Regions from separate parts of the Mus musculus genome. Here region 1 is linked to region 2. A link is a loop called in an ENCODE intact Hi-C map of the cell type or tissue named here. Cell type or tissue: heart. All regions are shown on one strand. Links, peaks and the distances in the headings refer to the core of each region. The heading gives the core; the rest is flanking DNA.

Region 1 (15,246 bases), core at 4,484-12,483, 62 kb before region 2:
AACTCTCTCACTCTCATGCCCCCGGGGCCTGGCTCATTTGCATCCATACCACCAGAGCCAGCTCTACTGTGCTGCCTAGTTAAGGTGTGGACCTGCTTTCCCATATTCTGTAGCAGGCAAGGGGTGGGGCCAGCTCTCCTAAATGCCTCAGGTGGCAAGTAGGGGACATCATCTCTGCACCCATGCCACCTCATGACAAATGAGTGGTGGAGCCAGCTCTCTCACGGTCATGCCCTGGGGCCAGCTGGCCCTTGCCCCTGCCACCAGGGCCAGCTGTACTGTGCTGTCAAGGTGAGGCTGTCAAGGTGAGGTAAAGGGCCTGCTCTCCCGAGTGCCTCTGACTTCTCAGCTGGTAAGAGATAGGGCCAGCTCTCCAGAGTGCCACAGTCAGTGAGGGATAGGGCCAGCTCTGAATAGCCCTTGGACATCAACATAGTCCCAGGTGGCAGCTTAGACCAGGGATGTCTGCATGGTCTTTAGTGTGGTAATAGGAGCCAGGAACTGTGGAGAGCCGTGCCGCGAGCAATCGCGGGCGTGCAGTGAGCAATTGCCATTATAAGATGGCGCTGGCTTCCACTGCGCCTAACTAGTAAACAAGCCTTATGCACAAGTGCAAGAGTGAACTCACGCCTAGTCACTGCCCATCTCGCAGCATAGTAATGGGGTGATGGGCGAGCAACGAATCAGGAGCTGTCAGGCCACATCAGGTGCTAAAACGTCACTCTGTGAGCTATATAAGCAGCACCATTTTCCCGGTTCGGGGGTCTTCCCTCCTGATAAGTAAGCAATAAAAGCTTTGCCGCAGAAGATTCCGCTTGTCCTGAGTGTGTTCTTGCTGGCGGGGACAAAAGCCCGGGATAAGGAACAACAGCACAGACCCCTGCTGCTGCATGACCATGAACCCTGATGTGGCCCTCAGTGGCAGCATGGGCTGGATTTCAACGTTGCCTCAGGTGGCACTGCAGGCTATTTACAACATGGTATTCCTCTTCACGCTCCACTCTCCAGTTCCATCTTCATAATGCTCAAACTGTTCCACCTCTCTCTCCCATCTGCCCACCTTGTACTTGAAGAGTGCAGTGGCTTCTGCCGTGGGCAAGCAATATGGTTAGTGGACCCCTGGGTGTTTCCCTATGCTGGAGCCACAAGGCAGACAGGCCGCTGGGTGTCCTCCTTTTCCACAGCCACATGGCATCTTAAGCATTTTTTAAAATCCTCTTGCCAGTTTGGTATCAAATTCTACTTTAACAGATAAGGAGAACAAGACAGGGTATCTTGGGGGTGTTTATTTTATATCCAAGCAACACTTAATGTCTGTGCTGTGTAATCTCCCTACTGTCTATGGACTCTAAATTCCATGTTCTTTCCATGAATTTCTGTGTTTTGTGATATGTGAAAGGGCTGTCCCAACATCAAGCACTTAGCTGCGATGAGTCGAAAGGAAAAGTAAAGGGAAAAGAACTTCATTTCAAGCTGCTGAGTTGGAAGATGGCAGGCCATAACCTACAGTGAGCACTTTAAACCCGTTAGGGACAGACTTTAGGGTTTAAAGGGCATGTGGGAACCTGACAAGTGAACATGTTGGTTGTCCAGTGTTTTTGGTTTTGTTTGTTTTAAGGTTTTTGTTTTTGTTTTTAAAGACAGAGTTTCTCTGTGCAGCTCTAGCTGTTCTGGAACTCACTCTGAAGAGCAGGTTAACTCAAAGATCAGCTTGCCTCTGCCTCCCAAGTGCTGGAATTGTTTTTGTATTTTTAAAGCCTTTCTCAGTAAAGTCTACTGAGTGTGCAGGCTGAGTGTTCGTTCACCTTAGGTCAGCCAGAGCTTCACACAGGAAATTCAGAGGACCTAAAAGAGACCTAGACTGTCGTACTTGAGTCTGTCTCTCTCTGGGGGACGGGGTGGGGTTGGTGTCTGGACACCTCTGGCACACTGCCGGAAGGAGGCAGGGCAAAGTCTGAAACAGGGGTCCATAGTTGTTCCCAGTCTCCTCTCCGGGTACCTAGGCGCCAGGTGTACTGCTGAGAGAGGAGTCAGGAATAGGGGTCTGTGGTCTGCCTTTTCTCTTGGGGCATCTATGTGCCAGGCAGGAGGGGGAAGATGGAGCCTGGAACTAGCAAAATCCAGTATGATTAATAGCAAGGGCCGAGAGTATCAGAGGGTCTGGAGGGGAAAAAAGCCTCCCTTGGGAGTCTTAGGCAAGGCTCTTTAATCAAAGGCCTTCCCTGTGGTGACCCTTAATGAAGCAGCTCTGAGACGACCCTTGCTTGTTCATATTGGTTTATTTGATGGTGGCTATGAATCCATATACTTTATTGAGGGTGAACCAAGTATTATATATCTTTTGTGGGAGAAAATACCCAGGAAGGGAAGCTCATTGGCTGAAGGCACAAGGCTATCTAGATACCTTACTAGCATGGAGAAGAACTCCAGGTATGTGTGCTATGTGATCCCAGTGCCCATAGTCCTCATGGGGCGTCATGGTTCAGTTGTAGCAGAGCAGGGAGAGGCGGGTAGGGAATGCCTCCACTCTTGCCGTTCTCAGGTCTGAGGTTCCCGGGGTATGAGCTCATTCAGCCTCATGGGTTCTGATGCCTGCCTTATGCCGTATGACTTAGTGTAGGTCCCACATGCCCTACAATAGACCATCAACTTTTCTGTGCCCATTAAAGTAGCTTGTGTCTGAATTTTTTATGGTCGATTTTTTGGCAAGCATTCTTTCAGGTGTGACCTTGAGGAAAGAAGGATTTGTGTGTTTCTAAGGTGAGCTGATTTTTAATATAGATAGATGTATACAGATAGCTAATGTCTTAGTCACTGTTCTATTGCTGGGAAAAGATACCACGGCTAGGGCAACTCTTATTTCTTTTTATTTTATTTTTTTAAAGCATGTAGTTGGGCTTACATACAGTTTCAGAAGTTTAGTCCATTATCCTCATGGTGGGGATCACAGTAGCATCCAGGGAGACGTGATAACTGAGAGTTCTATATTCAGATCCAGGCATCAGGATGAGAGACTTAGTGGGCCTAACTTGAGCATTTGAAACCCCACAGCTCACCATCAGTGACATACTTCTTCCAACAAGGCCACACCTCCTAATCCCTGTCAAGTAGCATCATAGCACCATTTCCTAACAACTAGGCATTAAAATATATGAACCTATTGGGGGCATTCCTATTCAAACCACCACAGACAGACAGACAGACAGACAGACAGATGATAGACAATCTCTCTCTCTCTCTCTCTCTCTCTCTGTGTGTGTGTGTGTGTGTGTGCATTTCTGTCTACCCAGCAGTTTCAGAGATCAAACTCAGACCATCAGTCTTGGTTGTAAGTCTCCTTAAACACTGAGACATCTCGCTGGCCTCAAAAAGTAGATTTTATAGAACAGACTGAGACAGAAGAGAAGAGCAACGTCAGAAAATCAGGTCTTGATGGGAGGAGGGAGTCATATGTGCTTTTTTTCTTGTTTCTTTTTGCCTTTTTAGAAATAGCACTCTATCTTATCACCTTCACTTCTGACTTTGAATCATGGATTCTTGCTGTCTCCAGAGGTTTAGAATTAGGTTTTCATTCTCCAGCATTCTGCTTCATTTAATAAAGTATATGGTTTTATTTTGTTTTGTTTTTTTTTTCTCAATTTCTCTGCTAAGTAATTTTGGCTGTTAACACGCCACATTTGTTAAGTCCTCAAATTATCAACTAGCTAAAGTAAACAGACATTAGAGAATCCCTAAGTTTAAAAAATCATGTAAACAGAAACACATCTTTCTGGTTTGTAACAACAGACCCTTACTTGCTATTTTCTCTATTACCCTATTGTTTGTACTGATCAATCAAGAGAAAGCATAATGCTTCAAAATGTGCGCCAAAGTTCTCTGGAACAGCAGCATCTCCTCTAAAGACCCTGCAGACTGCATGGCTGCTGGGAATGTGGAGGGACGGAATGATGTCAAGAGAGCCAACACAATCCTGGGCTCAGTTTATCCATTTACATCAATGTTTGTATCTGCTCTAACATTCTCATAATCAGAATGTAAGCTTAGCGACCCTTGGCTTCTACCTTCCTAAGGTTAAGAGTGCAGAAACTTCCTAAAATACATACACATATGAAGTTGATCTAAAAGAAATCACCAAATGACAGGGGACACAGAGTTTCAGCTGGCCTTCTCTTGTCATCAAATTAAACTTCCAGGACCACGATTGGGTTACATCTCATTGAGCTGTTGGCCAATGGGGCCTTATTGTAATCCCCAACCAACCCAGGCTGTTACCTAGATGATAGGCTGCTCTCCACAAACTGACAGCAAGACCCTACTGCTGAAGACAGCATCCATACAACTCATTGAACATGGGAATGTCAAGCTGGAACCTACATAGAGCTTTTGCCCCTTTGTGCTATGTACAGAAAGTATTCTTCACGCTACCAAAAGAGAAACATAAACACCAAACCAGCAACAAACTCTTTATCTACAATGGTGTACTGCCTACAAGTTATGCTAGGGTAATGATGGCACAAAGCTTCTGGAGTAAGCAACCAACTCTGCTTGGGTGGTCCATACTACTTGGGTGGCCAAGAACCAGAGACTAGATAGTTCAGGGACCTAGGATAAAATCAAATAATACTAGTCAAAAAAAAAAAAAGAGAGAAAAGAAATCAGTGTAGTAATAAAATACAAATAATATTTATTATTCTAAAAATATCCTGTTGTACTCATAAATTAGTGCCTTGGTCAGCCATCATCAGAGAAGCTTTCTCCTGAAGCAGATGGAAACAAATATTGGGACCCACAGCCAGGCATTACAATGAGAGTGAGAGACCTTGGAACACTCAGCTCTAAATAGGATGTCTCCAACAAATCCCTTCCATCAGAGCTCAGGAAACTCTGCAAAACAGGAGGTAGAAAGAGCACAGAAAGAGCGCAAGAGCCAGAGGGGATGGAGGACACCAAGGAAACAAGGACCACTAAATCAGTATGAGCAAAGCTCACAGGAACTCACAGAGACTGACACAGAATGCACAAGGTCTGCATGGGTCTGCACCAGGTCCTCTGTATAGACAGTATGGCTTTTCAGTTTAGTGCGTTGCTGTTGTTGTTGTTGTTTAAATTCCTGTCTGTGAACAAGTGGGTCTCTTATTCTTGTGTCTTCTCAAGGGTTTTCTTCCTTTTGTTAGGTTGCCTGGTCCAATCTCAAAGTAATGGGTCTTGTTTTATATTTTATTTTGTTGTATTTTTAAAAAAGTGAATGCATGAAAACCACTAGGATGAAGGTAAGAACTAAACTGTCATTTATACCCGCTGGGAGAGGGAAAAACAGTTTTGTTTAATGGCGTGACACTGGTGTATACCAATCACTCCAGAGAAGGTCTCATTTTCAGGAATAGTTGACAAACATATAATAGACTCCAGCTTTGTGTGTGTGTGTGTGTGTGTGTGTGTGTATGTGTGTGTGTATGTGTGTACACTTGCATGCACAAGCACGCATGCACTTTTCTTTAATTACAACTTGATGTTTGTTTTTCTTTTGGGGTGTCATTTTATATATTTTCTTGGTTTTGTTACAGTATTGGATTTGTTTGTTTGACAAACAACTTAAAAGTTGGGTGAGGGCTGGTGAGATGGCTCAGTGGGTAAGAGCACCCGACTGCTCTTCTGAAGGTCAGGAGTTCAAATCCCAGCAACCACATGGTGGCTCACAACCATCCGAAACAAGATCTGACTCCCTCTTCTGGAGTGTCTGAGGACAGCTACAGTGTATTTACATATAATAAATAAATAAATATATTTAAAAAAAAAAAAAAAAAAGTTGGGTGAGCAGGGACAGGAAGATCTGGAAGGATCTGAGGGAGAGGAAAAATATGATTAGAATATATTTAATTTAAAAGTTATCTTAAATAAAACATGTTGAAAGGGGGCATCATATATATATGACGTCTAAAACTTCCAAAAGGATTTTCTCACTGTGCTGTGGTCCACCAACTTGATGCTCCCACCAGTGTATCTGGTAAACGCCTTGATTAACTTTCTTCCCCCACCTCCTGCAGATAAATATATTTATCTAATCTCTTTTATAAAGAAACATACTGTCCAGGATATGTTCAATCCCTTTTTAGGCCATTGCTGACCCTATGCAGCTTAAAATAATTTATTTAATTTTCTTTTAAGCAGTTATTGTTTTAGATCAACAGCGGTCTAGATCATTTTACATAAAACTTCTGTCTAGTTCTTCATACATCTAGGTAGAAAACTGAGGCTATGTAGAAAGTTCATTACTAGAAATAACGACTTCAGTCCTGTGTATTCCTAAACAGCAAAATAAAAAACTCATTATGAACATGTTTCTGTGAGTTCTAGGACTGAGTTCTGTATTCCAGTAGAACTGCCCGGGGAAACCTCAATAAAGTTGGCTGGAACTAACACCTGCTCTCTAGTTTTTTGGTTTTTTTGATTTTGTTTTTTTCCCCAGACAGGGTTTCTCTCAGTAGTCCACCACTCTCTGCCTCCACCACCACCATCACCCACCAGATCTGTTTTAATGAGAAAGACAGCCTACTAAACAGGCAGGCATGTCACGGAGAGGAGAAATCGACAGGACAATGGTTTTGCTTTCTGAATCTCAAACAAGTAACTCTTGTGCTTATCCTAAATAACCTTTGCCTTGCAGTATGCAATTTTCCTGTAATAGTTACTGAGCGCCTACAATGAGCCCCAGTCTGAAAAGGCAGTGAAGAACTGACCCTGTTCTCAGGGAGCTTACGCCATAGGGAGACGTCTTAGTTTGTTCTATTACACAATTATCCAAAATAGATCATCACGAAATCTAAACCTGGGAAGTCGGCCTTTGGTAGAAGAAAAGCACACGCGAGCTTGGATCAGGCCGAAGGGTACCCACTGTTGAGGACGCCGCACCGCGCGACGCAGCCGGTTGCTAGGGCGTCGCGTGGCTGTGACGCACTGCCCCGCCCCCTCCTCCTTAGAGCGCACCCCCCCCGCCCGACCCAGTGCGCATGCTTGGGACTCCCTTCGCTTGCAACCGTGGCCGAGTTGGCTTCGTCTCGTCCTCCTTCGGCTTTCCCGCAGTTCTCCGAGCTCCGCCGCCGAAGCCGTGCTCCAGACTGCCGCGTGTGGCGGGCAAACTGTCGCCGCGAACCCGCAGAGGGCAAAGAGAGGATGGCCACCTCCGGCGTGGAAAAGAGTAGCAAGAAGAAAACTGAGAAGAAACTTGCGGCTCGCGAAGAAGCCAAGCTGCTGGCGGGGTTCATGGGCGTCATGAACAACATGAGGAAACAGGTGCGGGGCGGTGCGGGGTGGTGCGGGGCGGTGCGGGGCGGTGCGGGGCGGTGGGCAGGGGTCCGGCGGAGGCTGGCGGCGGGGCCGGCGCCTTGGCTGACGGCCTGCTCCGCCACGGGGCTTCCGAGGCCCGCTCGACGGGGACTCCTGCGGCGGGCGGGGGGCCTCCGGGGCGGTTGTGTAACCGGTCTCATCCAGTTCCCCGTGAGGCCTGGAGCCTTCCCTTACCGTGCGGTGTCATCTGGAGCTCTCGGAGGGAGGCTCCCGCCCCGCCGCCCTGTCACCCAAGTGGCACGAGTTGATAAATCACCTGTCATTTAGGGCGACGCCAGTCACCAGTAAATAGCAGTTTTCTAAGGGTTCTGGCGCCACTGTTAACCAAGAGGATCTCTTTGTGCTGTCTTTGATTTTGCCGTGTATTGGAGAAACCGCAGCATTTGGTTGAAAGGTGGGTTATGAAAGGCACGGCTTAACGATGGAGACGGTAGATAGGTGTTTGATAGAATTAACTAGATTATAACCTCCAATAGACCGGTAAGCAGGGGAACACCACTTGGTTGGTTTTTGGTTCCGTGAGTTTTACTTGGTAGAGAACACATTATGGATTCTGGGGATGTTTGTCAGTTTGTTGACTCTGAAATCTGTTTTTCAAGAGGACAAAGCACTACAGATAAGCTTGAGTGATTAAAAAACCTAATTCGGCTTTCTGACGCTTTTGCTGTGAGTATGGGCAGCAGAAGAATCTTAAGATTTATTTCGGAAGATACCAACTCCTGATTTCTTAAGGCCAAACACTGGTCGCAGCAGTCTTCTCTTTGTTCACAAGATGGCACACTGCTCTGGTTGTAGCGGATAGATACTATGTTTTCAATGCCTATATCTTTCCTGGTTTTTATGCTGAAATAGCTGTGAATGGCTGGCTTCTTTATTAAAATGCATCTCTTTTCATATTTGTGTTCTTTTTGTGTAACCTTTTTGAGATCTACAGAATTGATGATTTGAGATTGCAAGTGTCTTTGATGTGTACCTCTAGTGGTAATTAAATCGAACTCACTGGTGCTTAAATTTGTTTAAGCTCATTCTGGTATACTCCTACTGTCCCGAACTGTGGCAGATGTGGGCTGGAGCTTTGCAAAGCATTACCTCATTCCTTAGATAGGCTGCAACAAAGTCACAGCATCCATCAGGTGTTACAAGAAGATGGTCTGAACCAACATGTTATTTAGTTCTTTGATTTTAAAATTAATTCATATTTCTTAGACTTAGCTTTAGAATATTGTGACATCTTTTTTGTTAAAATAGAAATACAGTTATGAGATTTACTGAAAAATCAAGGTTATGCTATTGAATACAAAGAAGAATATGGATATTTGGTGAGCACTCAGGGATCTGACCCTTCTACTGTGGCTAATTTAATCTGTTTTATGGTGTATTTCAGACTCCTGTAGCATTTTTATCAACTTGGAGGATTCCTGCATTTAACAAAGATGCATAGTACCATTTTGTACTGATTCACATAGTTTATTTTTGTTGAGCTATTATAGACTCCTAGAGCATTTTAATCACCTTAATGGATTCATGTATTTTTCTTTGTTTTATGGTTTTATTGCCAAGTTCTGATGCTTGCTGGGGCTGGAACACGGACCCCTTTTTTTTTTTTTTTTTTTGGTTTTTTCAAGACAGGGTTTCTCTGTATAGCTTCTGCCTCTCAAGTGCTTGGATTAAAGGCGGAACACGGACCTCTTATTCAAAACATTTTCACTGTAGTTTCTTTTGTTGCTTAATCTTGTCTGTCCTAGAACTTGGTCTATAGTTTAGGATGGCCTTGAACTCAGAGATCTGCCTGCCTCTGCCTCCTGAGTGCTGGGATTGATTAAAGGTGTGTACTAGTGTGTCTGGCCCTAAACTTTTTCACAAGTTGAAAGATTAATTGGATGGAGTCTTGCCCTGAGGTCACCACCCTTATATTACAGTTAGAATCAGGTTTTTACAACTTTTCATCTCCTTGAGCACAAGGACCATTACACTTCCTGGTGCCCCTTTTCTCCTCAAACTGTACATTTTATATATTTTCCTTGCTCATCTTCTTCCTTTTTATTATAGATCTATATAAAAATGGCTCTGATAACCACACAGTTAATAGTAGGATATTTTGAAATCTCTGCCAAAGCTGTTAATCTATTACCTTCCAATTTAGCCTCAGGCAGATTTTTGGACAAGGGTAGTGCAACAGACTATCCCCTTTTTTTGTCTTCTATCTTCGTGGAACGGGTCTCTGGTTGCAGGTGGGTGAAGGAGTCAGCAAAAGTGGGTGACAAACAGAGACGACAGGAGAGAGCATGTTGAATCTGAGTATAATTTGTCAAATCGAGCAACCTACTTTTTATACAGAAGAGTAACAAGAAACCAGGCAAACACTTCCCTGCTAAGTTACAGTGACACAAAACAAAAGGAATGCATACATCAAAAGATGGCGGAGACCAGGCCACATTTACCTCTAAGAAGGGAGCCAGGTGTAATGCTAGTCTATTGTTAAGCCCACCACCAGGGGGTTCTGATCTAGCAGACCTCATGAATAATGCAATACCAGAACCCCTATTTCCTAGGCCTTGGTAAATTCTTGCATATGAAGGTAACTTGGCTGTTCTTTTAAGTGTCTGTGGGGAATCTCCATTTGTCAGAAGAATTCACCAACTTGCTTCTAATAGCAATGTAGCCTGCTATACCTGGCTGTAGTGAAGATTCTAAGTATACTTTGCTAAGCTTGCCCTGAGATTTCTAACTCTTATCCAGTAAAATACTGTAAGAAAGCATGCAAGACCCTCCACAACATTGCAGGGACAAATCTGATGCATTCTAGCTATGGGAATGAATGCCAAGGTTCCAGGAGGCTGAGTTTCCTTGAAACTCTTTGCTAAGGACTGCTTCCAGGTTTCCAAACCTGTAATGTGAGTCACTCCTGGAGTGGATGCAGCAGGGTAGAAAGCAGCTACAATCTTCACCAAAATATCAAAAGCATCGTCTTTAGCCCACGTACTGACATTCTTCTCTGGAACCATTTGAGCCAGCCCCACCACCTCATTAACCTACTGTTGTCCCTGTTTCTACTATTATGGCTCATTAAGACCTTAAAACATTCAACTGCTTTACTAGTCCAAAGTCCCAAAACACCATGGCCAAGGCAGCTTTTACAAAGGAAAACATTAATTGAGTCTGGCTTACAGATTTCAGAGGTTTAGTTCATTGTCATCATTGTGGGAAAGATAGCAGCCTGCAGGCTGACATGGTGCTGAAAGAGGTAGCTGAGAGTTTTGAATCTGGATCAGCAGGCCACAGAAAAAGGCACTGGGCCTGGCTTGAGCAGTGACACACTTCCTCCAGGAAGGCCAAACTCCTAACATTGTCACCTTCTATGGGTCTGTGGGGGCCATTTTCATGAAAATCACATTTTAAAAAAAGATGTATAGTTTCATTTTGTAGTAGTTATTGTTCATATAGCGTTGCTCATGACACAGGAAAGATTTAACTAAGAATGACTGACAAGGGCAGTTGATGGGGGTAGGTTGAAGCAGAGGCCAAGAAAAGGCTTGAGTTTTAGAAGTGTTCTTGTTCTTTGGTAAATACTTTGTATCTCAAATTTGGGTTATATTTTGTTTCAATTTAAACCTTATTCCATTGCCAATGAAGGAAATGAGTGCTTGGATGACAATAGCCCTCTGCACAGACCCTGAAACATTCTTTTAAGATTTCCAAACAGGTGGAGGTTAGCATACCACAATTCCAGTCCCTACCCTACCTGCTAATTTGTTTATGGATTTAGGTAACACAATTTTGGTCATTTCTTTTATATACTGCTATGAGGTCATTATTTTGTTTCTATAACAAAATAATCAAAGGTTAGTAATTATGAAGAAAACAATTATTTAGTTTTTGATTTTGGAAGTCCAAGACATTACCAATATCTGTTCAACGTCTGTTGGGTACTATATAGTGCACCATGAAAATCAGAAAGGAATCGGCCTTGTGTTAGAGAACAACTGAGACTGCGGGGGAAATGACAGGCATTCTTATAAAAATTCACTCATACAACTAAGCTACTCATTTGTTTTTAAAGAGTTTTTTTTTTTTTTTTTTTTTAAGAGTATCGTGTACATGTAGATAGTAGATAGTACACATGACTGCAGGTGCCTTCAGGGGTATCAGGTCCCCTGGACCTGAAGCTACAGGCATTTGTGAAATATCCCACGTGGTGCTAAAACCAAACTCGGGTCCTCTGCAAGAGCAGTATGAGCTTTTAACCACTGAGCCATCTCTCCAGCCCCTAAGTCGCTCTCATAGGAACCATACTGTGTTCCTGAGGATGGATCCCTTTATACCTAGTTACTTCTGAGGGGCCCGCCTTGGTCCCATTGTTTAATTACCAGTGTATGTAAGCTTTGGCATTAGCTTTGGTACAGACTGTAGGAGTATCGTTGTACACTGACAGCAGCTTTAGCTTTTTGGGGTTTGTGCTTTTTCCTTCATCATCCTGGTCATTTCTGTCTTTCTGTTTTTAAAGTGAACTTTCTGATTAAGTGTAAGTTTTACAAATCAGAAACTCAGTAATTATAAAGTGAATACATTCTTAACAATAGGACTAAAATGTGACCAATACAAAAATGGTTTCTTGTGCCTCTCAATCTCTTTCTCCCATGACAATTACCATTATCTTATGAATTTATTTTTATAGGTAAGCATAGAATCATGCAGTGTATGCTTGGGTTTATTTTGCTTCCATTGTTTTCTTTTCTACCTCACTGGAGATTAAACCCAGGGCCCTGCACATGCTGAGCAAGCTCTACCCCACACTGAGGTATGCCCTGGCATCATGCTCCAGTTTCTTAAAAACCAGTATTAGTGTGCTTATCTGTGTTACTATGTAGACTAAGTAGCTCATTCCTTATGGAATATGGTATTTCTCCATTATACAAATATATCATGATTTATCCAGTGTATCATTAGTTATGAAATGAGACTGTTTCAAGAGAAAAAGAAAAAAAGGAAAGGAAAAGGGGGAAAAATTCTAAACACTGAAAGAACATGAAATTGGGGAGGTAGGGAGGTTCTGGGAGGAGTTGGCGGGAAGAATATCATCAAAAACATAAGAAATTCTCAAAGAATAAGTAAAAACATTAAAAAAGAGTACTGCTTTGAATGTTTTTTATGTCTTAATGGTGTGTATATGTTTATGCTTTTATTGGCAAATGCCAAGGAGGGAAGTTACTGAGTTATTACAGAGAGGATACCACATTTGATTTTAGCACATAGCTCTCCAGTTTTCCAACATAATTGTACCAAATGCACACAGCTTGGTATTGATGGCATTTGTTACTTTAGCTCTTCTAATGAGTGAACAATGGCATCTTATTTAATTAGATTGCCACTTGATTTTCCTAACCTTTTGTTTTGATTAATTTCATTAACTAATATAATGAGAAGGCTCTACAAGGCTGGATCATAATCACTGTTATTCATATATAGTTAATGCACCTTTTTATGTTGATGTCTATGTATTTCTTAATATATTGAAGGGCATGTCTTTAGAGTATCATAATTTGCATTTTTTTTTTACCATGAAATGAGTTCAAATATATTTACCATTTAAAACCTTATGTTAAACCTCTTATTGGGAGTTCTGTGAGAGAAACACAAAGCCTATTTGAGAATTGGATAGGCTTGCTAGCTAAAATTATAAGTGTTTTTGCTCAGATGGAAGGGTATCCTGGGACTTGGACACCCAGGAACCACACAGCTCTGGCCTTAGCAGAGGTCTTGCAGCTCCCTGGAGAGGACATCCCCAGCTGAGCTGAGGAGCCTCAGCCCCACTCCACTTCTGCCATCCTTCTCTTCTCTTTATTGCTCCTTGGCTTCTTCCATGAGACAGTTACACCAGGCAGCAAGTCTCATAAAAGAGATTTCTTGGAGTGTTGCAGGATATTTGAACACACTGTGAACCCCAAGATTATGAACTGGCCAAACCTTGTGGTATGGCTTAGCCCCAAGACAGACTGTTAACCCAAGAACTTTCTTTTTATTGTAAACAAGTACTTGTGTGGCTTCACCCTAGCATACCTCTTAATCCAAGAGTAAAGTGACCCTAGGTCCAGGGACAGAACAAGCAACCAGCTGAGAGGGAGTAAACATAAGCAGAAAAGAGAGACAGAGTTGGAAGGTATTTAAAACAGTGGAGAATTCTGGAGAAAGTCTTTTCCTTCTGGGACATCTGTGGACTAGGAAGGTCAGCTGGGCCTCTCTGAGCTCGCAGGCTTTCACCACAGCATCTGGCTCTTGAGTCTTCATTTGGTAAAATCTGATGATTGGAGAGCGTGGAGGGATGAGTCCAAGGATGGCTGCCCTCTGCTTCCAGGAGTGCACAGCAGGGAACTGAACAAAATGTAGGGCTTGCCAGGGCGTGGTGGCGCATGCCTTTAATCCCAGCACTTGGGAGGCAGAGGCAGGCAAATTTCTGAGTTCAAGGCCAGCCTGGTCTACAGAGTGAGTTCCAGGACAGCCAAGTCTACACAGAGAAACCCTGTCTCGGAAAAAACAAACAAAACAAACAAACAAAAAAGGCGGGGCTTATATAGGATTTCATAGTAGGTGGAGCTTTTCAGGGCAAGAGATTTCCAGATCGAGGATTGGTGAGATTTCAAGTACTGAGTTTAGGAAGCTCAGGGATTGGTGGAGTTTTGTGGGAAGCTCAGGGATTGGTGGCAGTTTTTTACCCCTTCCCCTTGCATTAGGCCCATGGGTTAGGCTGGAAAGTCCTGACTGCAGGTGGCTTTGGCTGAGGCACCATATCTGTGGAGCTGCTTGGGGAGGCTGGAGAGGAGGTGGTGCCTGTGATAGCTCCTGTGGGTCAGCTCCTGCAGTGGTATTTTATGAGAACTGTTTGCTGAGGCAGGAAAGTCAGCTCCCGTTGAGGCAAGAAAAGAGACTTGCCACTGTGGACAGCTCCTGTGAGCTAGGTCCTGCTGGAGAGGTTGGAGAGGAGATCTGCCACCGTGGACAGCTCCTGTAACAGATATAGGCTGAAGGTGTTGCGGTGCCTTCACTTTGACAGGAACCACCATTTCAGCAGCTCCTGTAGGATTTCCTTCTGCAGCTGTGGGGTAGGCTGGGATGGAAAGGAGGGGCCAATCTCTGATTTGATCACATTTGAGGCACACTGCTCAGGGATTACAAAAATGACTATGATTCTGGAGTTTCCTGTGTTGTGTTTTGTAAAGAGCTTTTTTTTAGTTTAGTTTTTTACATGAGCACATTTTATTTGATCAAATCAATTCTTAACTCTCCCCTCCAACTCCCGATTCTCTTGTGCCCCCTTCCCTATATCAGCCTCCCACCAACATAAAACTTGCAGGACAACACTGATTGGACTTGCTGTAAGGCTAACTAAATCAGGGCACCCATCCCTGAAGACACCTGACTGTTCCCTGGCATCCATGCAGCAGCTCATGGAGGAAGGAGTGCAGCTTTGGGTAACATCTAGAGTTGTTGAGAGGTTGTGAGTGCTATTGCCTGTTGTGCTCTGAGCTCGGTGTGTGGGTGGGTTCCATTTGGGGATGAGTCCTCCACAGTGACTTCATCCCTGCACTTTGATCCTTTTCGGTCTTCTGTATTAACTTCCATCCACTGGCAGAAGAAGCTTCTGTGAGGAGGTAAGCTCTGGACTAGTCTCGGGCTAGAAACAAGTACGTAGGAGGCACTTAGATATACTAGGTCAGTTTAACAAAAGGCTAGGAGTAGTTTTTTTCTAGCTACTAGTTCTTGGCCAAGTTTATAGTATGGGTCATCAGTTTCCTGGTGTTAAGCAGGCATTAAATCTAACATGCCATGATAAAAGCAATTTATTTATATATGTGAGTACACTGTTGCTGACTTCAGACACACCAGAAGAGGGTACCAGATCTTGTT
Region 2 (15,246 bases), core at 3,316-11,315:
AGAGTTGGCACACGAAGCCCAGCATGCTGACTCAGCGCTGCAGCCATGGGATGGTGGAGGCCAATGGCCTCATCTATGTTTGTGGTGGAAGCTTAGGAAACAATGTTTCTGGGAGAGTGCTTAGTTCCTGTGAAGTGTATGATCCTGCCACAGAAACGTATGTATCTATTTAAAATGATTCATTCAGTGCTTTTGCATTCCATAAGGTCACCGAGTAAAAATGCAGAAAGGTAGAAGGAACCCAACAGAGATGTAATTCTTGTTTTCAGAATAGCCATACACTTAACTAGCCTGAAATCTTAGGAAATAACTTGGCCTTGTCATACATGGGAGCCCCTCTCTTTCTGGTCCTGCTTGTGCAGTAAATAAGAATGAGATACATACAATTGGTCCATCAGACTCATAAAATATTGTTGTTTGAGAGGCCAAGAAATGTAGGAAAGAAGGGGAGAAAACTTAGGATACTTTTGTCGTTAAGTAGCAATATTACAAAGTGGTTCTTGTCATTACATTTCACTAGTTGTGTCTTGGGGATCATATCTCCCAATAAAACCTATGCTCAAAATAAGCACTAGCATTTTAATTGGGAAACTGTGATCTCCTCTTCATCCTCCTTGTCCTCTTCTTCACTATTGCTTTCAATTCTAAAAAACATTTATGAAATGTGTCTTAGGTTTTCTGTTGTTGTGCCATGACCATGGCAACTCTTACAAGGAAATATTTAATTGGGGCTGACTTACAGTTCAGAGGCATAGTCCATTGTCATCATGGCAGGAAGAATGGTGGCATGCAAACAGACATGGTGCTGGCGAGGTACCTGAGAGTCCTGCATAGAGATTGGCAAGCAGCAGGAAGAGCAAGTGACACTAGGCCACTTTTAAGCTGTCAGATTTCAGAATGTATGTACATGAAGGCATGAACTTTATATTATTGACATATTTAGAAAAGAAAGAATGTAAACAGAATTTTCCAAGCCTTGTATTTTTGTAATACATGGGGGCAGCTTACTATATAGAAGCAGTAAAGAAACCATACTTATTGTTCCCATTTTCAAGCTACAATATTGTTATTTTACTTGGGTAAGCACACACATAAATGTGTGTGTGTTTCTTGTAAAACAGGGCCATACTGACATCTATAGTAGTAGCTATTAAAAAACAAACCAAAACATGTATTTATTCCTTCTATGGGGTATATTATGTATTCTTGTCACTTGAGCGTCAGAGGTAGGAGGAGCATCCCAAGTCAAGGCCAGTGTCATCTACATGACAAGTTCTAGGTCTCTGGTTACACAGAGAGGCCCCTGTCTCAGAAGGCAGAAGAGGATGTGATTGACGCTTTACATTCTTCCTCTGCACTCCTGTTGCCATTTCAAGAATTATTGGAAACTATGGAAAATGGATTTCTTCAAAAGACATAAATTGTTTCCTCCTGTTTTTATTTCCCATTAAAGTCTCCAATTTACCTTATCTATAAAACTATTATCTAAAACCCCTTGAGGTTTATTTACATGTATGTACATACATGTATGACCATGTATGAAGCATGGCAGGAAGCCTTTCACTCCTTGTAAATGAGCGCACCAAAACCTTCTTTTCTTCCAGATGGACTGAGCTGTGTTCAATGATTGAGCCCAGGAAGAATCATGGGCTGGTGTTTGTGAAGGACAAGATATTTGCTGTCGGTGGTCAGAATGGTTTAGGTATATGCTGTTAACTTACTTGCAGTTTCTCTGGGTTTGCTGATAAGTTCTTAAATTACTGGAACATTTTTTAAAATTGAATCAACACAGCATTATGTCTAAGTGCTAACAAAACTTTATGAAATGTCAAGTGACTGTGACTACCTCAGACAAGTCTGTGCTTTCTCATGTGCCCATAGGGAGTACTGTCACATGTGCCTGAGAAATAGTGAGCAGTTGACATGTTTGACTACTAAGCCATCTTAGCTTTCAGCACTTTAGATACTGCTTGGACGCAGCCTTGCTTTTCAAGATTGACCTTCTCACGTTCCCACGTAATGCTAGTAATGATCTTAACTAATTAGTTAAATAGTGCGATAGAGGAACTGACTCGAGAATAGCCCTTCATTTTGTCAGGTTTTAAGTGTTAAGTAAAACAATAGCTTCTTTTCTGTTATTCTCATTCACTGGTATTTTTCATAAATTGCTAAAAGATAGAAAAACATTTGAAATAATTTATAATCAAAGCAAATCACTGATACTTTTTAATTTTCTTTTCCAGGATGGAACATTTGTAGGAAATGTGTAGGGTTTATTTTGTTGTTGTTGTTGTTGTTTGTTTTTTTTACTTTGTAGAAAAAATATTTCTGAAAATTTCTCAAGAATAAATATTTAGGTAGTGGGCGTGTGGGTAATGATCATAAAGCTCTTATATCCTTTCTATGTGGTTAACAATTTTATTTTGAAACTAAAATATAAAACTTTTAGAAACTATGAAGAGATCCAGCAATCACTAATAAAATAAAGTTCTCATATGTTGTTCTTTTGAAGGTGGTCTGGACAATGTGGAATATTACGATATCAAGTTAAATGAATGGAAGATGGTGTCACCGATGCCATGGAGGGGTGTCACGGTGAAGTGTGCAGCAGTTGGCTCTGTCATCTATGTCCTGGCAGGTTTTCAGGGTGTAGGCAGATTGGGGCATATCCTTGAGTATAATACTGAAACAGATAAGTGGATCGCCAACTCAAAAGTCCGGGCTTTCCCAGTCACAAGTTGTCTAATTTGTGTTGTTGATACTTGTGGAGCAAATGAAGAGACCCTTGAAACATGAATGGTGAATGGACTTCCACTCATCTGAAACTTAGAGATATGGCCACCAGTGGTTTATTCCAAGAGTTCGGTTATGAAGTTCTGATCTGGTATTTTGATAAAGTAAGATTCCAATAAGATAACAGTTTATATTATCTGGATCTCCTTACTTAATTCAAAGATCATATTTTATTTGGCCATCCAAGAACCTATCAGCCAGAAAACGTGAAAAGTTACAAGCACTTCTTGAAAACGTGAATTGCAAATATATAACTGATTGTGGCAGAGTGGGGCATGCTCATCAGAGAAAGAGCCCCAGCTTAGCTCTAGATTCTATTTTCCTAATTGTGTAAGTGCTGTGTAGTTAGGGCTTTTTGTTTCTGTTTGGTCAAGAACTAAGTAATCGTATGAATTATAGTCGGAGATGGTAAACTCTGATAGAGTAACTGTAATAGTGTTATGTATTTTGCTTGTCTTCATTATTTCATTTAGTGCCAAATTATTCCATTTTAAAGTAAGCAAAAATGGCTTAAACATACACACTTTCTCACAAAACTTCTCAGATTTTTGGGACTTAACTGTACCCAGTTACTCATGAAATAATATATTCAGTCCAATTAAATGAAATATTATACATTTTTGTATAAAATATTAAGCTTAGCACCCATCATTAATTCATATGGTTTTACTCAGCAGTGTAAAAAGCACTCTATGTCCTCATTCTCTATGCGAGAGCCAATCAGTAGGAACGATTGACCAACAGAAGAAAAGCTGTTGGAAGAAATTTCTAGATTACTAGAAAAGCACTGATAATTGTAGCCCAGTAGCATATGGATTTTAAAAAATACAGTTTTCTTTTCTCCTAGCAGAACATGTTAGAGGTAACTGAGTTTTCTCTAAAAGTTTTGTAATAATTGGCATTAAGTATATCATTATTCATTGCTTTTATGTGGACAACAAATTACCAAACGGCCTATTAATTTTTCTCAGTAATGTTTTGCCCTTTGACTATGTATGAAATGTGCCATGTTAAACTGTCAATCAATGTTTTTATCTGATATTAAATATTTTTAACTTAAATAGATTTGCTTTGTTTATTCATTCTACGTGTGTTCATTAATATTTCTTAAATTTGTGAAAGTTTCCATTTAAAATTTTTCTCTGAATGGAAGTTAGAACAGACTCTAAAATGTTTAAATTAAAAGTGAAGTTGAAAAGTGACAGGATTTATCTGTCAAGTTCTTATGTATAGACAGCTTTATTGAGATGTAATTCATAAGCATACAGTTCACCCATTTAAACTGTACTAATGTAGTGGCTTTTAGTATGTCTATATGCGGGGCTGGTGAGATGGCTCAGTAGTTATGAGCACTGACTGCTCTTCCAAAGGTCCTGAGTTCAATTCCCAGCAACCACATGGTGGCTCATAACCATCCGTAACAAGACCTGACGCCCTCTTCTGGAGTGTCTGAAGACAACTACAGTGTACTTACATATAATAAATAAATCTTTTTTAAAAAGTATGTTTATATGCACTGTGTACAGTCATCATTGTATTTTTCAAGTGTTTTCATAACTCCTCCGAAAGAAGCCCTGTACTTACTGTAGTCACTCCTATTCCCATGTGCTAGCTTGCTACACTGCTACAAACTACTGCTTGCTTAATGGATTAAACCAACCAATATATTTTCACTGTTTAGGAGGCCAGATGTCTCAAATCTGGCTTTTGGAGGATTGGGCAAAACCGCCACACACCCCATTCCCACCCCTGCTGCTGGTTGCCAGTAGTCCTTGACATTTACTTCTTAGTTTATACCTAGAGCTGCACTGCAGTCTTACACCTTCATCTTCTCATGGTCATTTCTTTCTCTTGTGTAACTATTTTCACTTAGTTCTTTTGTAAATAGCATTTATTTGAACCATTCTTTTTTTTAACTTACATATGAATGAATATATACCATCTGTATGCCTGGTGCCCACAGAAGTCAGAAAATGGGGTCAGATCTCCCGAATCTGGTTGTGAACCACCACGTGGGTTCTAGAAACTGAACCCAGGTACTTAGAAGAACAGCTAGTGCCCTTAACCTTGGAGCCATCCCCCGCTGGCCTGGAGTTAAGATACCCACCCTCTGCTTTCTAAATGCTGTGACTAAAAGTATGCACCACCACATCAGAAGGATTCTAGTACTTTGTCTTAAACCACTTACATCTGCAAAGATCCTGTTTTCAAGTAGAAATGCATTCTGGAGTTCTGGATAGATAGGAATTTTGTGAGGAACACTATTTAACCCAGTACACTCTTACAAACTCCAGCCTTAGACAACCTCCACCTCTAGACTGTAAAATGATCTTTTATTCACTTGATGTAATTGTCATCTCAGGCTCACTGCCTCTGTCTGCTAACCTAGGTGAGGTCCTGGAAGCTTCCAGCCTCCATACAATCTTATCTAGGCCTAGAATGTTTTCATCTTTTGAGACTTACTGCTGAACAAGCTCACCCTTTCTAGCTCTTTCTATACTCTGGCTGGTTCAACTTAGCTGTTCTGGCTCAAACTGATTCAATCTGGCTTCTCAGTCTCTGACTGTTGTAAATATTTTTATGTAAGATGTTGAAATTTGCACTATTTTAAAATGTGGCTATTTGAGCTGGGCAGTGGTGGCACACGCCTTTAATCCCAGCACTTGGGAGGCAGAGGCAGGCGGATTTCTGAGTTCGAGGCCAGCCTGGTCTACAGAGTGAGTTCCAGGACAGCTTAGGGCTACACAGAGAAACCCTGTCTCGAAAAAACGAAAAAAAAAAATGTGGCTATTTGAAGCTGGAGAGGTGGCACTGTATCTTGCAGAAGGACCTGGGTGTGGTCCTTTGCATCCACTCGGAGGCTCACGATCATCTACAACTCTAGTTTAGGGGGATTCAGTGCCCTCTTTCTAGCTACCTCAAGTACCAGGCACACAATGAAGCACATGCATACATGCAGGAAAACATGAGAAAAATTGTTAACATAGCTAAATTTTCTGATGACAAAATACTCATTTATTACACTGTAATCACACTGATAGAGCAGTTACCCCTGTAGAATAGGCAGCACTGTTAAAATATTTTGACTATATTAGCTGTTCTTTTTAGGCTGCTGATTAACTAGAACACATAACATTTTATAAAGCTTTCTATAAAGTTCCTTTACTCCTAATAACCTGTATCATGTTCCTAATAAGAACACGTCTTCCCCCAAACCAGAACTATCATTCACAATTCTAAAGGATAATGGGTAAAAGTAAACTATTCAAAGTATATTACTTCATATACAAATTGCTTTGTATTCAAATTTCTTTGTATATAAAGTACATTTCATTACTTTTTCAAAAAGTTCCTTTCCTATAATGTACTCTGCTTTCATTTCAGTAGATACTGGGTTTGTCAGTGTTCTGTCCTTTGAAGTGCTTTATTTTGATGATACATGGGTTTTACTTTTGAGAATCACAATTTGAGTATGAATGTTTAGTAGACAAAACTTGTTCCATATTATAACAGTAACTGTGGCTCTGTGGTCTAGTTTTTAAAACTTGTCATTATAGTGTCATGAAAATGTTTGAGTCATGAGGCATTTTAATACACCAATATCAAAATGTGCCATTTAATAAAGTTATTCAACTAAATCTATATTCTTTTTTGACTGTTTGCATTAGGTAAAATCCAATTTACTCCATCCAATATGGCACCAAACCAGTTCTCATTAAACTTCAGTAAACTGGTATTATGAAAGAGCATTTTGTGGGTTGCAGCATTAAATCCTGATTGATCCTTTTGAACCCCTTAATTTTTCCTCCAAAGATTTTTAAGGTTTCACTCTGATATTACCAGTTTTACTCCTTTTAAACATAACTCAATTTGTTGTGGGCGGGTGTGAAGATTCAAAATAGTGGCAGTTCTCACTTTGGTAAGCTGAGGCAGGAGGATGACTGAGACCATGCTAGATTACACCTACATATAGAGCTATCTAGATTGTGTTTCCTATTACTATGACAAACCCTGGTAAAAGCAACCTCAGAAGCATGTGTTGATTCTGGCTCACAGATTAAGGTACAGTCTAGCACAGCTTGGACGGGATTTCAACAGGAGCATGAGACAGCTGGGCACATTGTATTTGCAGTCTAGCAACAGCAATGGATGTTCAACTTGAATTTGCCTTTTTATTCAGTGTGTGCCCACTCCTTTGAGAATGCAGTCCTCATTAAGGGTACATCTTTCCAGTTCAACCTTTGTGAAAGCATCTTCACAGACATGCTCAAAGGTGTGTATCTATGGGGATCTAAGTCTGACCCTCCAAGTCCAGAGATTTGTGTCTATGGTGATTCTAAAAGTAATCAAGTTGACAGTATTTACCATCACAAGTGTTAGGATTACTAGTTAGAGTTTTGCTTTTGATCTCTCCATCCTCTAGCATAACCAAAATATAAAATGAGACTCAAGGTATACTTTGAGTCTGAGGAGTCTCTAAGCTGCCTTCAACTCTTAGTTTATCCCCATTCTCCAATTTTAATTTCCAAGAGCAATTTCATTTCATTGTTATATAATGTACTTGTTTTATACTGATACAGGGTCCTGCATGAGAACTGTAAAGATAATAAATGAAACGTAGTGGGTGTACGGTTTTGATCTTAGCACTAAGGTAGGTGGATTTCTGTGGGTTCGAGGCCAGCTAGTAAGACCGTATCTCAACAAAACAAACAAAACAAACAAAAAACAGTAAATTGGATACTTTCAGAAAACCTTTATCTGAAACTGCTCCTGAGGAAAATCGGGCTGCTTCTGTGTCGGTTTTACTCTTTGTCATTTTTCCTGATGAAATTTCAAAAGGCAACATTTACGTGAAATTTTAAGACATTACCGACTAAGAAACTAATAGATGCTTTTCGCCTGCATTGAGTCCTGTTTCCTGGTTACAGCTGGCTTTCTGTAAATAATCTCTCTTGATAAACAGATTTTTTTTCGTTGTTAAGCCCATTTTTACCTCCCCCCCCCCCAAGTAAATGTAAAGAACGAATGAGTCTCGCAGACTGTATACAGCCAACTAGAGGGTTGCTGGTTGTCTGCTATATCTGGTATTCTCTAGATTCGGGTCCGGGTTCAGGTCCGGGTCCGGGTCCGGGTCAGGGATCCAACGACCGCGTCCCATTTCAGCATACCCGAGCGCTGACAGCTCTGCTCTTCTTAAATCCCATTGGCTAAAGCCCACGCGGCTCACGGCACACTGGTCACAGAGCCTCTGGGCGCGGGGCGATGACGTCACACTAGCCGGGCCTCGGTTGCTGGAGCCTGGGCCCTCGCCGGCGACCGCGAGCAGGGTCGAGCTGGGACGGCGCTACCATGACCATATGCCAGTTTTTCCTTCAAGGCCGGTGCCGCTTCGGAGACCGCTGCTGGAACGAGCATCCCGGCGCCCGGGGTGCGGGCGGGGCTCGGCAGCCGCCACCGCAGCAGCAGCCACCCTCAGGTGACGGTCTGGGAGCCTTGAGCCAGGGCCACTTGCTGCGGACGCACACCTCCACCCCGGGCCCCTGCCCTGGCATGCGACGTCTCACCCCCAGTAGTTTGACAAGTCGTTTCTGATCGTCACACGTGGACAGGCGTTTGGACTTGGGTGCTCCTGTCAAACACTGCGTTTTTAAATTAGAGATATCTTCATCAAAACCTCCTTTTTGGTGAATGGCAGTGGTAGGGAGAATTCACGTGGGTTCATTCAGACCCCTTTCTCTACTCTTTCCCCTTCCTTGTCCGTGATCACAAGCTCTTAAAATCTGGGCTTTAGTTAGTAGCTTCCGACACTGGGTCAAGAACCTTACAAGTTTTGTGGAAAGGGTATTCAGGGGTTAGACATTAAACCAGCACAAAACAAGGTTTTAGAAGTCAGATAAATACGTTTTGTTCTCTTAATTTTGGAACCTAGTTTTTTGTTTGTTTTGGTTTTTAGGTTTTCAGAGATCGGCTTTCTCTGTGTAACAGCCCTAGCTGTCCTGAAAAACTCTTTGTAGACCAGGCTGGCCTTGAACTCACAGAGATCCACCTGCCTCTGCCTCCTGAGTGCTGAAATTAAAGTCATGTGCTACCACTGCCCAGTGGAACCTAGTTCGTGACGTTGTCAGTGGGTGCTTCTCTTTCCCCTTCTCTTTAAGGCTCCTCCAGCCCCTGTGTTCATGCTGGTTTCATATTTCCAGTCTTTTCGTGGAGGAGACAGATTGTATCATCTACAATGCTTCTAGTGAAAGACTCCAAATTAGGAGTCAGGTTCCGATAGATACTGGTATACTCCCAGGGACTGCTGAGAGGAATGTTTGCCATTTGGTCTCTGGAAACCTACTTTAAATGTAGTAATTTGCAAGTAAATGTTCAGTAGATAGATAATTAGGGGAAAAATACAAATAAAACTTTAGAATGAAAAGAAAGAAAAAGAATGCTTTGTAATTTTAAGGCCCACATTTGGGCCTTAAATACCTCTCTCTTTCCCTCTGCTCTGCTCCATCTTACGTAGCTTCCTGTTCCTCCTCCTGTGAGAGCTGGGCATATCCTATTCTGTCAAATTTTTCTCTGATTTGTCACTTTGTCTGGCACTCAATTAGATACCACTTTCAAACATAGCTGCTTCCTTCTACAGACTAACTTTACTTTCGATGTCTGAGATTAAAGCTGTGTACTAAAGGCATGTCTATTTCAGCCAGAGGAGTACTCTATCAGTCTGTTTTTAGTATATATTAAGTGATATATTTTCTAAATCCTAAGATAAATTACCTTTATCCTAGCATAAACTAGGAAGTGATAAGATTAAAAACAGTATCAAAACCTGAAACAAGTCCTATTGGCTTATTATTATTATTTTATGAGTTGTTAGAAATCTACGCTATACTTTACCTATTAGTAAGCTCTGCGATCTCTATATGAAGGATAGGTTGTGGGCATTGTGTCCACAAAGTAAAGACAGAGGCAAACACTTTTTAAATACCTATTTAAGGACAGAAAGTAAAATTTAACCCTTTTTATTATCCAGTTTATTCATTGTTCTCTTTCATTCATTGTCTCTATGGCCCAGTGCAGAAGCATACACACACATCCAATGATAGGTCAAATGAGGGCCTTGACCGAGCTGGGCTCACCGCAAAGCTTTTAGAGATGTTTAGAGTATTTTTTATTTATTCCCTCATGGTCAATTTAATAGGCTTAACACTGAACTCACCGATATGTCTTTATATTTCTATGATCACATTGATCTCACTTTGTTGTTGCTTTTTGTCAGCTTGGGTTTTGGGGTTTTTATTTGCTTTTTGAGATGAGGCCTCACTATATAGTTCTGACTGACCTGGAACTTAGAGACCTGCCTGTCTCTCCCTCCACAGTGCTGTGATTAAATTCTTACACCAACACACCTGGCCTTGATCTCATTTTTTAATATAAAGAGAACATTATGTGACTTGTTATAACATATAACAAACTATAACTCATAAAGGGATTGTCATTTAAAACTAGTAGAAAATAGCACTGTGTATAATGTCAAGACATAATAACATAAAATGTAATAGAGATCTTCAAGATTGGAAAAATTTACCAATTTTCTGATTGTTTGTTTTCTTGATTATTTTAGGGAATAACCGTCGAGGGTGGAATGCCAGCAGCCAGAGGTACTCCAACGTCATCCAGCCTTCCAGCTTCCCCAAGTCCACACCATGGGGTGGCAGCAGAGATCAGGACAAACCACCATTCGGCTCTTTTGATTCTGGGGCTTCTACCAGCAGAGGCTTTGGGTCATCTCAAAACCCTTTTGCTTCACCTCTCTCTGATGAGCAGAAAGATGAAAAGAAACTTCTGTGAGTTAAAAGTGTTGTAGAAAATCAATTGCTTAGCTTTTCCAGAAGCAATTACAGTGTTTTCAGTAAGCAAAACAAGAAAAAGAAGTCACCCGTGGCCCTGTGGCTCAGCCAGTCTGTTCACACTGTGAGCTTCTCAGACCTCATCACTTAGTGTGCGTTCTTAGGTTTGTCTGCTCTGGTCCACTTCCTGCTGTACTAGCATATTTCAAAGGTCAGTCTTGCTTAAACTAAAGTCGGTGTGCTCTGTGCTCTTTACAGAGTATCGGGTAACTCAGAACAATCGCTATCCTCAAGGGTACTGATAATATCACATATTTTTCTTTGTAAAACCTTTATTTCAGTTTCCCTATTTGAAGTTCCATAAAGAGTGAATTTTTAGGTTAGTTTGGGGTGTATTTTTTTTAAGGGGACAAGCAGGCTTTGTTTTATTTGAAAGCAGGGTCTCCCTATGTAGTCCAGGCTGGTTTGTAACTCAGGTCTCACTGCCTCTCTGTCTCCAGAGTGTTGTCACTTCACCAGCCATTTGTTTCTGAAATGCTGAGGACTGTGCCTAAATCTTCAAGCATCAATTGTGTGTGTGTGTGTGTGTGTATGTGTGTGTGTGTGTGTGTGTGTGTGTGTGTGTGTGTGTAACAAGGCAAAGTTCTATTGTGATCCTAAGTGTAATAGCATCCTTTGTGATACCTATCACTTTAGTAGTTAATGGTCACATTCGATATGAAAGAAACATTAATTTAGAGTCAAATGTATAACTTTGTTCAGATTTGCTGTTAAGTGCACAGATCTGAAGGCTGGAGAGGTGGCTTAGCAGTTAAGAACATTGGCTGTCTTTCCAGGGGACCTGAGTTCAATTTCCAGTACCCACACAGCAGCTCACAACTTTTGGTAACTCCAGTTCCAAGGGATTCAACACCCTCACACAGACATACACCAAGGCACATAAAGCTAAAAATAAATTATTTAAAAGTATATGTTTTAAGTACATGGACCTGTTTCCTATATTACAAAGTAGAAAATTTAAGTAAAATATATCTGAAGTCCTATAACCCACTCTTAAATTTTAATGATTCTCTATAACTGGTAGTGGTACTTTTTATTGTTTCCAGTTAAAAATACTGTGCATTGTATTTAGTTCTTTAAAAAATATTATATTTATGATAATTCTTAAGTATATGGATTAGTTTTTCTATTAATTAAAAAGATAGCACTATTAATTATTCTTTATTATTTGTAACTACAAAATACAAGGTGTTTGTTGTTTTGGAAACAGTGTACAGCCCAGATTGACCTTAAACTCACTGTGTTACCTGCCTGGCCTCAAAATTCTCCTCAATCACCCAGGTGCTAGGACTGCAGCTGTGTTCCACCATGCTCAGGTTGTCATTCATAGTTCTGTGAACTTCTGAGGTAGAAAAGAGTCTTCAGAAAAGAAGATGGTGGTGGCACACGCCTTTAATCTGGCACTTCGGAGGCAGAGGCAGGAGGAGCTCTGAATTGAAGCCAGCCTGGCCTACAGAGTGAGTTCCAGGACAGCCAGGGCTACAGAAAGAAACCCTGTCTCAAAAAACAAAACAAAAACAAAAAAAGAAAAGAAAATTAAAAATATGTAAACTTATGTATTTACTAGAATTTAAATTTTTAGTCACTTAACTTCATAAGTAACAAATTTTAATGAGCAAGTAAAATATCCATTACTCTCATTTTTCTTTCTTTTCTTCTTTTTCCAGGGAAGGAATTGTTAAGGACGTAGAAGTTTGGGAGTCGTCGGGACAGTGGATGTTTTCTGTTTACTCGCCAGTGAGAAAGAAACCCAATATTTCAGGTAACTGGGAAACGTGCTTGACTTGTTGGCTGTTTTTTGGTGAGGATGGAACCCAGACCAGCATACATGCTAGGCAAGAGCCCTGCCACTAGGCTATGGATGCAACCCTGTACTTGTATGTGTTTTTAAAATATAAAATTTCTACTGTCTAAAACTAGGCCATGCTAAATAAATTTATTCCAAACTTAGGCACAGCTAGAATTTGATCTTTTTTAAAGTATTCAAGTATCCCAGCTAAATGATTCAGAGACTGAAAGCCATAATGTAATTCTTTTAGTTTATATTATTTATTCTCAAGAAAGAATAATAAAATCAGGATCTACACAGTTTTAATTCAGTCAACTAAGGAGAGGCCCTGCTTTATGGATTCCCTCTGTAAACCCTCAGGATGCCCTCAGTGCTACCTTGTGGCCAGGAGGGTCCCACGCTGCCCTCCATTGGAGCCCTGGCTGCTGCCTTGCCTTTCCTCCTCTTCCCCACCAAGAATCCTGCTTCTTCATAAAGCCTGTCGGAACTCTCAAGGAGCCATAGAGATGGCATCTCTTTAGAAGACTCCTTTCTTTCCATTTGGTTTTTCCCATGATCCCTATGACTGCCAAGTTCTTCCAAGCCTCTCATGGAGAGCCTAAGTCTCTCCTGTTGAGACAGCAGGCGTGGCCCAGCCCAGCCCAGAAGTCAGGGTCAGATTCCAGGAGCGCTGCTGGGCCTCACCCCTCACCTCTGGCTCACCACCACCACTCTCTTATTCAGGTAAAAACTCTTTACTGACTTTCATTTGTCCTGCACCCTGATCTGCATTTGAGGGACACATAAACCATGAGCGGTTGGGGTTCTTCCCGGAACCTTGTATCCTGGAGGAAAGAAAACAAGAAACCATGACAACAGACCGTTTAAGATAGTGGTAGTTTCTGTAAGCTTTGTAAGCCCTAGATATTTAAATTTAAATATTAGTACTTAAGTACTACCAAGTATTAAATCTTAATTTACAAATGGACCTAAAGCCTAATGTCTTACATCTCTGGTTTACATTTCAAAATATGAAATATAGAGAGTTCTCCATAGGGTGATCATGTAAAATATAGGACATGCAGTTAAATTTAAATTTCAGATAAGAAAGTAGTATTTTCAGGCTGGAGAGATGGCTCAGCGGTTAAGAGCACCAACTGCTCTTCCAGGGGTCCTGAGTTCAATTCCCAGCAACCACATGGTGGCTCACACCCATCTGTAATGAGATCTGATGCCCTTTTCTGGTGTGTCTGAAGAGAGCACTGGTGTACTCACATACATAAAATAAATCTTTTTTAAAAAGAAAATATTTTCAATATATGTATCCTATGTAATATCTGGGACATCCTTAAATTTGTTTTATATTTGAAATTTTAATTTATGTAAACATCTGGGTTTTTTGTTAGTTAAATCTGGCAGCCTATCCCTGAGATATCTGTAGGAACTGGATATATTCATAAATGTTTTCATAATAATACTAAGACACTAATGGCCATTTTGATTGAAATGTGTAGTATTGGTATAAAAGTATTGTTGAGTAAAACTGATGGATTTAGCATAAACCGAAACAGCAACAAGCTGCTCGTAGACTGTAGGAATCATGGGAAGAAGGATTTGGAATAGCATTCGAACTCGAGGAGGTAAAATTATCTCCGTTCTTAATGAAATAACAGTCTCTGATTTTACACCCTCTTAGCCTTTGACTATGCACTTTACCTACCTCAGACAAAGCAGGGGTGCATGTACTCCGTGCTTCTGCCCTGTACCCACGTGTGCTGCTCACGCGAAGGGATGTTTGCCACCACCAGATGGTATTGGAAAGAATAACAGCTCTATGGTTATTCACACTTGGCTTTGGTAGATATTTTCTGAATGAGAACAGAACAGTGAATGAGATAAACCTGTCACCTGGGCGATTGTGGCAGAGAATGACAGGGTTACTGCCAATAGTAAAACTGAAATTCCCTGGGAAAAGGTAGAGTGATGGAAACCCTTTCTGTCACATGAGGACAACAGCTTCCCAGTCTTTAAAAATCTCTTCTAGTAAGGCTAGTGGTGGTGCTGGGCATGGTGGCAGAGGCAGGCGGATTTCTGAGTTAAGGCCAGCCTGGTCAACAGAGTGAGTTCCAGGACAGCCAGGGCTACACAGAGAAACTGTGTCTCGAAAAAAAAAAAAAAAGAAAGAAAAAGAAAAAAAAAACTGTGTCTCGAAAAAAAGAAAAAGAAAGAAAAAGAAAAAGAAAAAAGAAAGAGAGAGAGAGAGAGAAAGACAGACAGACAGACTAGTCATAGCATGAATATGTGTCGACTTCAGGGTTAGTTTGTGTTTTTGTTTTTGCATTCTAGAGGGCCCTGTGTCATGTATGGAAGTTCTCTAGGGCTTGTTCAAGACCAAAGTGTCTTGTTACAGAATCACGCTGGCTGAAATCCATTCTAAGTCCAAGATGAACAGACAGATGAATTGTAATCTAACTACTCAAAAAGTTAATTGGCTTTTATATCTGCTTTATAACTGGCCTTTAAAACCCTCCCACTTGTCTGGGCATAGTGGCATGCACCTTTAATCCTAGCACTCGGGAGGCAGAGGGGGGCTGATTTCTGTAGTTAAAGGCCTTCCTGGTCTACAGAGTGAGACCCTGTCTTGAAAAAACAAACAAAATAAAAACCTTCCACTCTCTAGCCACATTTATCTGAAAAAGCCATTGAGACTTGTTTTTCCAGTGACAAGTCTTTGGGATGTAGTTTGTATACAACAGCCAATAGCAGGATAAAAGCAGAAGCACA

The links. Hi-C counts contacts between places; a loop is a spot of excess contacts. Peaks named below come from ENCODE experiments on the same cell type or tissue, not always from the same donor. Only the 100,000 strongest peaks of a DNase experiment are listed, where the experiment ranks them.
Region 1: a loop joins it to region 2, with 7 times the contacts of the local background. A loop is called at or near these places in 15 of 42 quality-filtered maps.

The regions. Positions count from the first base shown.
Region 1 is chr5:24,093,585-24,108,830 of GRCm38, forward strand. It overlaps Klhl7 (kelch-like 7), which reads left to right and starts at 7,006. Exons shown (of 11, transcript NM_026448.3): 1 at 7,006-7,290. The coding sequence starts at 7,171. In heart, for the core only: CTCF peaks have their summits at 7,123 and 8,117 (motif pointing right); DNase peaks (open chromatin) are centred at 7,027 and 7,487; H3K4me3 peaks cover 2,291 bases; H3K27ac peaks cover 1,633 bases.
Region 2 is chr5:24,156,935-24,172,180 of GRCm38, forward strand. Klhl7 (kelch-like 7) reads left to right here. Exons shown (of 11, transcript NM_026448.3): 9 at 1-157; 10 at 1,605-1,702; 11 at 2,513-4,297. The coding sequence ends at 2,796. It overlaps Nupl2 (nucleoporin like 2), which reads left to right and starts at 8,029. Exons shown (of 7, transcript NM_153092.4): 1 at 8,029-8,269; 2 at 10,409-10,631; 3 at 12,362-12,456. The coding sequence starts at 8,143. In heart, for the core only: a CTCF peak has its summit at 10,495; a DNase peak (open chromatin) is centred at 8,047; H3K4me3 peaks cover 1,700 bases; H3K27ac peaks cover 1,274 bases.